Linked DNA regions of Mus musculus: region 2 is linked to region 1. Evidence: chromatin loops called from intact Hi-C (ENCODE). Cell type or tissue: left cerebral cortex. All regions are shown on one strand.

The links. Hi-C counts contacts between places; a loop is a spot of excess contacts. Peaks named below come from ENCODE experiments on the same cell type or tissue, not always from the same donor. Only the 100,000 strongest peaks of a DNase experiment are listed, where the experiment ranks them.
Region 2: a loop joins it to region 1, with 2.4 times the contacts of the local background. A loop is called at or near these places in 5 of 42 quality-filtered maps.

Annotation. Positions count from the first base shown.
Region 1 is chr5:27,199,177-27,204,176 of GRCm38, reverse strand. The region is part of intron 1 of Dpp6 (dipeptidylpeptidase 6); the gene reads right to left. Among named protein-coding and RNA genes, the nearest start is that of Dpp6, 150 kb to the right of the region's middle. In left cerebral cortex, a CTCF peak has its summit at 3,005; DNase peaks (open chromatin) are centred at 781 and 3,377; H3K27ac peaks cover 330 bases.
Region 2 is chr5:27,073,294-27,078,293 of GRCm38, reverse strand. The region is part of intron 1 of Dpp6 (dipeptidylpeptidase 6); the gene reads right to left. Among named protein-coding and RNA genes, the nearest start is that of Dpp6, 27 kb to the right of the region's middle. In left cerebral cortex, CTCF peaks have their summits at 2,082 (motif pointing left) and 3,091 (motif pointing left); DNase peaks (open chromatin) are centred at 293, 2,066 and 3,082.

The DNA.
Region 1 (5,000 bases):
ATCTAGAGCATTTTCCAGGACATCAGAAGCCCAATGTGTAGGACCCACTAGTGGCTGACCTTCTTGCCCCCACGGCAGAGGTTTTCAGAAAGGTAAAGGGCAGCACTGAGGCCGGCCTGTTTCTAAAAGGGTCTTGGGAATCAGCCTTGGGGAACTGGGCCCTGGGCCTGTAAGAGCAGGTCACACTGTCTTCCTGTGGGTCATTGTGAGGCCAGCTCACCTGAGGCCTTGGGGAGACAGAACTACAGCCTAGGCATGTCTGGATTACCAGTCAAGACTCTGGGGAGCTCAAACTTCCCATTTCGCACATAAGAGATAGATTAGGAATTAGAAGCCCTAGGTGATGTGTGATCCCACATTACTGGCATCTCTATGCGTAGATCAGTCATTGTGAATGACCCTATTACCTGTCTCTTGTAACTTTATCACCTATTAAATGAAAAGAATGACCCAGACCCCTGCTGTCCCTTTCCAACAGGCTAGATCTCCAGACAGTCTGTCTGGGGGTAGAGGATAGGATGTGAATCCAGGGTGTGCCCAGGTAAGGGATTACAGACAAAGTCCCCAGCTAATGGTGTGGCTGGAGATCCAGAAATAGATGCCTCAAGCAAACGCACTGAGAACCATCTGGGCTTCGTGATCCAGGAAGAGAAATGCAGCTTTGGGGACAAGTGTCTAGGAAACTAAAAATAGAGATATGCTAAAGGTCACTGATTATTCCTATATCTTTCTGTGGAACTCTTAGTACAGAGGCACAGCATCTCATTGTCATGGAAACAGGAACACTCCCTGATTCCCAACATCACATGCCACACACAGGTTGTCAAACCAGGCTGTTCCATCTGGCCATGGCAAAGTCACAGAGCCACACCACCAAACAGTCTGGCTCCCCACCTGTCACCTTCTTTCTGCTGCTGTCTATGTTGAAGTCTACCATGAAAAGGACCATGGGTGTGGCAGTCTTTTCAGCTTCTAATTGGGTACCCCTACACTCTGTCACCCCACTGTGAAGGGCTGACTGGACAGTGAAGGGTTTAGAAACAACCCCATTCTCTCTTCTTTCTTCCTAGTTCAACCTCCCATATCCTGAGAAGCCATCTTCATTCTTCCAAGAAAAATTTCCACAGTATGTCAGACCTACCTCTTTCCTTTCTCTATGCATTCCTGGCCACGATGCCTATTGTATAGGAAATGTTCTGCTTTGCATTGCTGGATGCTTCTCTAATGTATGGTTTCCTCACCACTGTAGCACACCTCACCAGAGGATGACCTCAGCAGGAAACTCTCCTCATAGTCCAGGGACTAGAAGTCTAAAGGTGACATCAGGGCTGGTTCCTTCTGAGACCAGGGAGGATGGTCCCAGGCCTCTTTCTGCTGTTGGCAGTCAGTGAAGGTCATTTGGAACCTCTTGGTTTATAGCAGATGCATTATCTAAACCGAAGCTTCCTAAAGTGTGCATTGCTATCCCAGTTGTAATATAACTAAAAAGAGATTCATGAAAAACTGGGTAACACAGACAGGTTTCTGCTTCACAAACAAAAGTTAGTGGAGAATCAAGCATGCAGTGAAACCAAGCTCTTTCTAGAAGCATTTCTCAGTGCTGCAGACATGGCATCACTTCAGCCTTGATTCTGAGCACACAACATGCACCCATGCTGTGTACACCATCTCTCCTTGGGAATGCTCTTGGAGTTAAGAGACTGTGTTCTGAGCTGCAGGCCTTTTAGTGCCTACACATGGTTTTCCACTCTTCTAGAAGCAGAGGTTTACTTCCAGAAAGCAACAACTTTCAGCATTCACCACCATCTCCCTCAGTATGCAGCTCCAGACACAGCACCTCATTTAGTTATCTTGTGGTGGTGTGTTGATTGTAAAAACTGCTGTTTCATTTGCTGACTTGAGTTTCATATAAAAACACTAAAAGAAGTTTTGGTTTGGGATTAGGATAGACTTTCCAACCATTTCTAAAATAGCCCTAAACTTATCTCTGCCATTTTGTACTGTGTACTTACTCAAAGCAGTGTTTTGAGCATTAATGATTATACAATCAAAATATCGATTAACTCTAAGAAGTGTCGAAAATGCCCTATGTCCTGAAGCATCAAGTTTTTAGCCAGGTTGTATTTTTTTTTTTTGTTGTTGTTAAAAGAAGCACATCTCATTAGTATGTGCAATGGGTCAACAGACACTTGGGTGTGTCTATGAAGGCGTTTCCAGAGAGACTTAACTGAGGAAGAATAACTACCCTGAAGATGTGCATCACCATCCCATGGGCTGTGGAATACAATTAAATTAAAAAAAAAAGAGTGAGTAGAAGTTAAGAATGCATCCTTCTGTCTCCTGCCTCAGGATGTGATGTGAGCAGCTGCCCCACACCCCTACCTCCTGCCTCAGGATGTGATGTGAGCAGCTGCTTCACACCCCTGCCTCCTGCCTAAGGATGTGATGTGAGCAGCTGCCCCACACCCCTACCTCCTCGCCTTCCCACCATGATGGACTGTATCTTTGAATCATGAACCCAAATAAACTCTCTTTCATCCAGTTGTTTTTGTCACAGCAACCAGAACATTAACTAGTATAGCACACAAAGTTAAAAATTACATTCTAAAGAATTTTTTAAAGCTAATACATTTAGGATTAACTTCCATTTGTATACATATTTTTCATACTTACATTGGGGCCATGTTAAATTTGCTCTGGTAAAAGTAGGTTGGAGTGGAGAAATCAGAGAGAAAGTTATAGAGCTCGTCTCCATCTGCACAAAGCGCTGCCATGCTTTGTCTAGCTGTGAATCTGAATGAATCCTTCTTTGTACTAGAACAGATGTCAGATGGACTGGGGCCCATATGTACAAAAACGATGTGACCTGGGCAGGTGACATCTCTAAGGCAGGCCAGGAGTCTCTGTGTGAACTGTGGGTGAACACAGCCATGCTCATAGCAGAAAGGCCATTGCTTATCTGACTAGACATGAAGCACAGGCTGCTGGTGTGCTGCCCCTAGAGGCTGAGACTGAAGATGCTATGTTGTTATCACTGGATCAGCAAGGCAAAGGATGCTTCCAGAAGTCCCTCCCTCCCATCTAACCACCTCTTCTACTCCCAAAATCATCAGAAATGCCACTCTCTCTGTTTCTCAAAGGATGCTTTCCAGCTCTTCCAGGGCTCTCCAGTTTCCATCTGGCAGACCTCTCTCTCTCTAGATTCCCTCTCACACCAGTTTCCTTCTCAGTGAGAGAATTTTAGCCACTTTCCCCCTTCAAAACACAGTGGCTGGCAGTGCCTTATTTTTATCACCAGCAACAAGGTTGGTGATTTGTCACATAAATAGTGAGAGGAACTTGAGAGTCTCCTCAAGATGTCAGCACTTTGGGTTCCTGGCTTCTCTGCTACTCCCCATCATTTATTTCCATCTGCAGTCCTTCTGCAATGTGTTTAATTGAGCTCAGATGTGTTGGGCTGGCTGCTGCCTATCTTCCCTGTGCTTGGCAGCATCAAGACACCAACGAAGAAGGAGAAACAGATGCTTAATGTGGGCCATGCAGGTGTGATGTGTGAAGGCTATTAAAAGCCTGGACAAAAAGAACACACACACACACACACACACACACACACACACACACACACACACACACAAAATCTCCTCCCTGCCTCAGTGAGTGAGTGTGTGTGTGTGTGTGGGGGGGGGTAGTAAGAGGATATCACCAACTATTTGTTCCTGTCTCTGAGTGTCTTTTGTTATTTACTGTTGTGGATATCATCCTTGCTGGCTCACAAGCATCCATGGATTCTGTTTCCATCTGCACCCATTGTATCTCACTTCTCCCTTTCATGCCACCATTGTGTTCTATCCAACTATGGTTCATTCTCAGTCCTGATTTCTGCCACTGCATCCAAAATACAACATGAATGGATCTTGAGTCACCTGCTGGGTGAGGATGGGGGTCCTATCACATGGCCACCAGGCAGTTTCATGATAAATTTTCCTGATACCTCTGTTGGCATATTTCAAAATCTTCAGGGTATGTGAGCAAGTTAGTTGTGGTAATTCCCACAATGGTACCTACGCAAAAGCATCACAGAAAGGGCAAGAATGATGTAAAAATTCACGTGTGTCATTAGTCTTTCTAAGTCTTTCAATGAACCTGAACCATACTCAGAATGAACCTACTGTCTGTACTTCTTTCCCCATCACTAGTCCCTCTGCCTCTGAAAGGACTCAGTGCTGGGGCTTCCCTCTGACTTCAGGTCCATGTCTTTATGGGTGCTTGACTGGCTCTGTCTCCTGCTCCATTGGGTGATTGGCCATTGAACTTATCTTGCCACAAGGCCTGTGTTGACCATCTGATGTCAGCACAACCCTTGTGCCTAGCTCTGCAATGCTGCCTACCCGCCTGATTTGAGCACTACTGGCTCTAACTTCTTGTGTAGGGTTCATGCTGCTCTCTGGTAGAACTACTTTTCCTTATTCCTATTCTTGCTGTTTCACTGAGAGATCCCAGCCAAAGTGTCCTGCTGCATAACACTGTGATTCTGGCATTTCAAACTGATGCCCTTCAAGGAGCATAGATCCCCTTTGGGACACTTAGAACATGCTCACACATAGTGTCAGGAGCCCTGAATTATGACTCTTGACAGATCTTCCTCCTTCCCCAGCATCCTTTACTGTGTCTTGGACCACAAGGGAAGGAGACACTGCCTAGGTCATGGTGATCATCTCCCTTCAAGTGATGATGCCCAGCCCTGGAATTTGAGTACTACTGGCTCTGGCTTCTTGGGTAGTGCTCGTGCTGCTTTCTGGTAGAACTACTGTTCTGAATGGTGGTGCTAAGATCATGTGTGACTTGCATCAAACATCAGAAGCTACCCACAACCCTGAGAAGAGAAGATTATATTAGGAACCTAGGGTTCCAACATTGTTCAGGTTCAAAGCAGAGTAGAACATAATGGAAGAGCTGGATGGAGAAGAAGAATCTGGATGAGATCCATAGTCTGAATCATA
Region 2 (5,000 bases), 130 kb after region 1:
GTAGGAGAGTGTGTCTGTGTGATGGTGCGGGTTGCTTTGACCTGGAAGGACTCTACATTTCTAATGGAATTCATCCACAGTAATTTGAATTTCAAAACCAAAATATCTTAAAAAAAAACCCAACCTATAGGCATTTTGGAAGGAAAATAAATCATGTTTAACAAATCATTTTAGGTGAATTTTACTCTCCCAAATTAAACTCTAAACCAGGTGGCTTCCTTTGGCTCCCTCATCCAATCCTTTGCATGTACTTCCCTGTGCCATGTGATACTGAGGTTGCCATGACAACCACTCATTTCTTTTTAGGAGTTGGCTAGATATTTTAAAAACAACAACAAAAGGTCCCTGAATATTTCTAGCCTCCAGATCTTCCTCATGTACATCTTACAGCAGTTTCTAATATAGTCACCTGTCAGTAGGCAATCCACCATCACTCTGTCACTAAATGACGACCTTAGGGACAAATTTATCCCTGAGACATCTTCTCCTCACCACTGCTCATCCGGTAACAGGATGTTCACACTCTCTTCTCAGGGTAGGAAGTCTATATAGTGTTACTATCTATTATAGGGCTATAACTATTATTATGGTAGAAATGGTTAACAGATATATGTTTAGACAGTTGAGATGTATAGTAAGAAATAACTTTATTTTTTAACTGTTCTGGTTCTCAGTACTTTTCTAGTACATTTCTCTGGGTTGTTTTGATTTGTTTTGTTTTTACAAAGGTGGTAGAATGTCTGCAGCATTTACAGAAGCAGATGACAACATGTCTGCCTTTAGCATACATCTTCGCTGCCTGCCAAAAAGCCAATTAAAATGATGATGCTAAGGTATGCAGAAGTGATACACAGGACCTGCTCAGGGCACAGTCATGGTTGAATGTCTGATGCCTGAAGTAAGCAAAGTGAAAGCATCCACTGCCCAAAGCCTGAACCAGGGAGGTGCCTCTGCAGTGGGACTTTGGGGAGGAAGGGTCTAATCGCTACATCTCTCAATTGTATCTCCCACCTCCTCCTCAGAAGTATTTTAAAGAGGGGAGAATTTTCCAAAGGTCACAGGGAGAGGCTCTGCTGGCATTTAGGGCAGGACTCAGGGATGCTGGCCATTTGGAGGAGTGAAGAGCCTGCCCTGTGAGGCTCCAGGTATCCTTAGCCCCTGCAGGTTGGCTGGAATAAAACCAGCTGTCTGGCACTGCCAGCCACAGAGGGGACAGCAGACATCAGGGCCACCAGGTCTAGAACCTTAGGACCCAGCACCAATAGATATCAGGGCTTCTAAATACCAGAGCCACCAGATTCAAGGCCACTAGACACAAAGGCCACCAAATTCAGGGCCATCAGATCCAGGACACAGAAACTCTGGATACCAAGGGCACCAGATCAAAGGCCATAAGATTTGGGCCTTCAGAACAAGGGCTTCCTAAAATTTAGAGATTTCTCATCTGTCTTCTGCCAGGCAAAAAAGTAATCCATTTTTCCTGTCTGTTGTGAACATTTTGTGTCATAATTAGGGTGTTCTGTCATAGCCTTATTCTACAGAAATAGTTTCTATTTCCTCCTGATAATTTAAAAACATTAGTCTTTAGTTCCTAGAGTCAGATAAAGGAAGCTGATTTTCTGCTCTTCACACAGGTGGATAAATGCTGTTCCCACTGATTTGTGAAAACTCTTCAGTCTTATGCTAATTTCCAGGTACAAGTTGGCATTTTCAGAGACCTAGCCTGTCTTTCCCTATGTTCCCTGAAGCTTGAGATAGGTGCTATAAATATCACCTCACAGACAGGAATGACAGCTACAGGAGTCTATACTTGGAAATCGTTAAAATCATACTGTAGTAGGAGCTATGTAAGCTGTATGTCTGTCTGTCCATTCATTAGGCTGAGTACTCTTTCTTCACCCAGTGCAGAGTACAGATCACAATTACCAAGGCCACAGGACTGGAGAGATGGCTCAGCAGTCAAGAACACTGGATGCTTTTCTCAAGAACCCAGGTTCAAGTTCCACACTCACATGGAAGGAAGCTCACAATAGTTTGTAACTCCAGTTCCAGGGGATCTGATGCCCTCTTCTGGCTTTCACGGGTATCAGACATGCAGGCAAAACATTCATGCATATGAAATAAAAATTAAAACAATAATGTAAAAAGTTACCAGGGCCTCACCTTGTGATTGATGCCCTATTGGCAGAAGCCATTTGTTCTCCATTGCCTTGCTCAGTCTTGGTCTGTTACATTTCTAGCCTTACCCTAGCTACATAATTAAAACATGCAACAGTGCACACCCCACACAGTAAAAATCATGCAAAACACCACTGTACTTGACCCCGTGGTTGCCCTGTGCAAGCAGGCAGCCCCATTTCAGCTGTTGCAGATCAGGATAGCTACAGGGGACTCTGATCAGACCATGAATATGAAGGCCAGGCACTGCAGCTCCTTGCCTTGTGGTGCTCAGACAAGCACCTCAGGACGCTTGCACCTGTGCTGTATATAGCACAGGCTCCTACTATTAGATTCACAGCGGACTCACCAGTGTTTAGAAAACCTTACCCATACCCAAAGACAAATCCTACACTTGTAGATGAAGATCCCTCATGCTGGGGGAGAATCATCCGCTTGAAGACCACTGCAAACCCTACTGCTAGAGTAACTCCAAAGTAACAACCCAATTCAGCCATGCATGGATGTCCTAAGGCTGGGAGATGCCCAGAGCCCTTTCACCATTCAGGAAAAGAGTGCTGGGTGTCACTTGTGAGGGTCCCCTATGGGAGCAACACGGCTCAGGGCATGCTATGAACGTGGGCAGGATCACAGGCCTCTGCACAAAGTCTGTTTGTGGTGATGTAATCAGATACCATTGAGCAGCTGCAGAAGAGTTCCATAGAGACCCCGGAGGTTATGGACAGAATCAGATAGGGCCAGACAGGGATGCCTTGCTGTGTAAAGGGGGGCTGCTGCAGCTTCTCCCCAGTGTGATGAACATCTCCGCTGACACAGGAGTTGTTTTTCGACGAGCTTCTGCTTGTCCCAGTCTTGCTGCGATTCTGCACAACCCTAAAAACCAGGGTCTCAGCAGTAAACTCTGCCCTCTGCTGGCAAGACTCACAAATCACACACTCCTGCTCTTCCCACGCCAGCCAGATCAGGCAGACAAATGGAAGCTGTCAAGGGGGTGCATAATGCTTTGTTTGTTTAAGAATGCTGTTTTTAATGATTGGGATTTTAGACTAATTTTGTCAACTTGACTCTTCCCATGCTCAGAAAAAGTTGAGTTGGAGAAAAGGGAAGAAACCTTCCCTGTTTCCTAGTAATCTGGTTTTGATTGACAAGGGAGGACCCTCTTCCTTGCTACTTGCTTGAAGAGATGCGAGAGCTGAGCTTATGAGCATGCTCAGTATAACACAGGTGTACCACCAGATCCAAGGAAGCACAGAAGAACGTTTCCACAGGGAGGAAATTAGATGATGGTGGGAATGGCCTGCCCATCTTGCTCACCACCCAGCAGGCAGTGGGTGCCATGGGCTCATCGTGTAATTCCTTGCAACTTATTCTAGGTTCGCACATTTCCATAAAGTGAATCTGGGCAGATCTCAGTTGGTAAAGACTGAACAGCTACAGCTGGAGAACGAAGGAAAACTCCACAGGGCTAAAGGACTCAGAAATTAGGAGCACTCGATGCTCTTTCAGAGGACCTGAGTTTAGTGTCCAGCATCCACAATAGATGGTTCAAACCACCTGTAACTCCAGCTCCTGGGATCAAATACCCTCTTCTGGCTTCTGCGTGCATCCACATGTAAATAAAATAAAATCATTGGGGGACAAAGAAAGGCCAGGGGTCGCAGTGGTCAGCAGACAGAAGGCCAAGAGACCTTTGGTCTCTCTTTTTCCTTTCTCAGATAGAAGGGTCAGAAGTGCAGCCAGTAGGCAGGCAAATCAAATCAGTGGCAGGGCACTTCCTTAGCTTTCACTCCCAGCGTCCCCATCTTTAAAATGATGCAACCAATACAAGTGCCCTGTTTATCACTGAAAGCTGAGGTAAGCCCTGTGTGAGATGTTTGTTCAGCCTTCCAGGGTAAAGCCATCTAATACAATGACATACATATGTGAGTCTTGTCCTATACTCTGGTTCTTGTCAGGCAATACAAGTGTGTGTGCATGTGACACTTGGGCATCCCAAGTTCCATAACACAGAAAGGAGGGCTCAATGAATGAGTGACTTAATAATATACTTCCCTTTTAAAACATGATTCATTCATCCATGTTAAGCCTCCCCATGGATAACTTACCTGATAGAAATTATGTGAATGTAGTCTGCAATCTCCCATGCCTTCAATTAACAAAAAGATGCAACAAAAACCATGTGCTGGGAAGTTTTGTATACTGTTTTAACTAAGGGCTCAAGGGGGGAATGCCCACCTTTTTAAAAGATTTATTTTATTTATTACTTTGTGTGTGTGTGTGTGTGTGTGTGTGTGTGTGTGTGTGTGTGTGTGTTCATGAACATCAGAAGATGCAATCAGATGCCATTGTGCGGCACCATCATTGTGGTTGCTGGGAACTGAACTTAGGACTCTGAAAGTGCAGTCGGTGCTCCTAACTGCTGAGCCATCTCTTCAGCCCTGAAGTATGCCTTTTTTCAAAAGGGATTTTATTGATGACACTGGGTTTGTCTATTGCCTTTTAGCCTTTTGGATAAGCACATTGATTACCTATGCCAGTGAGGAAGGAAGTCCCCTGGAGACATATTTGCAGAAGCTGGGTGGAAATCCAAGTGTGTGACTACCGTATGGAAGCACCTGGATATCAGTATGTAACGCTGCTGTCCCAGAATACAGCCTAACATTTTCAGAACTTCTCCAGTGAGTAAACAGGAATTTTATAACATGATAGCTACATCACAACTGCTTCTGAGAAGCAACCCTGTTCTTGTTTCGAGTTGTAAAGAAGAAAACGGAGCAGGTGGCAAGAACTTCTTACTTTGGAAGTAGCTTGCACTGTGGATC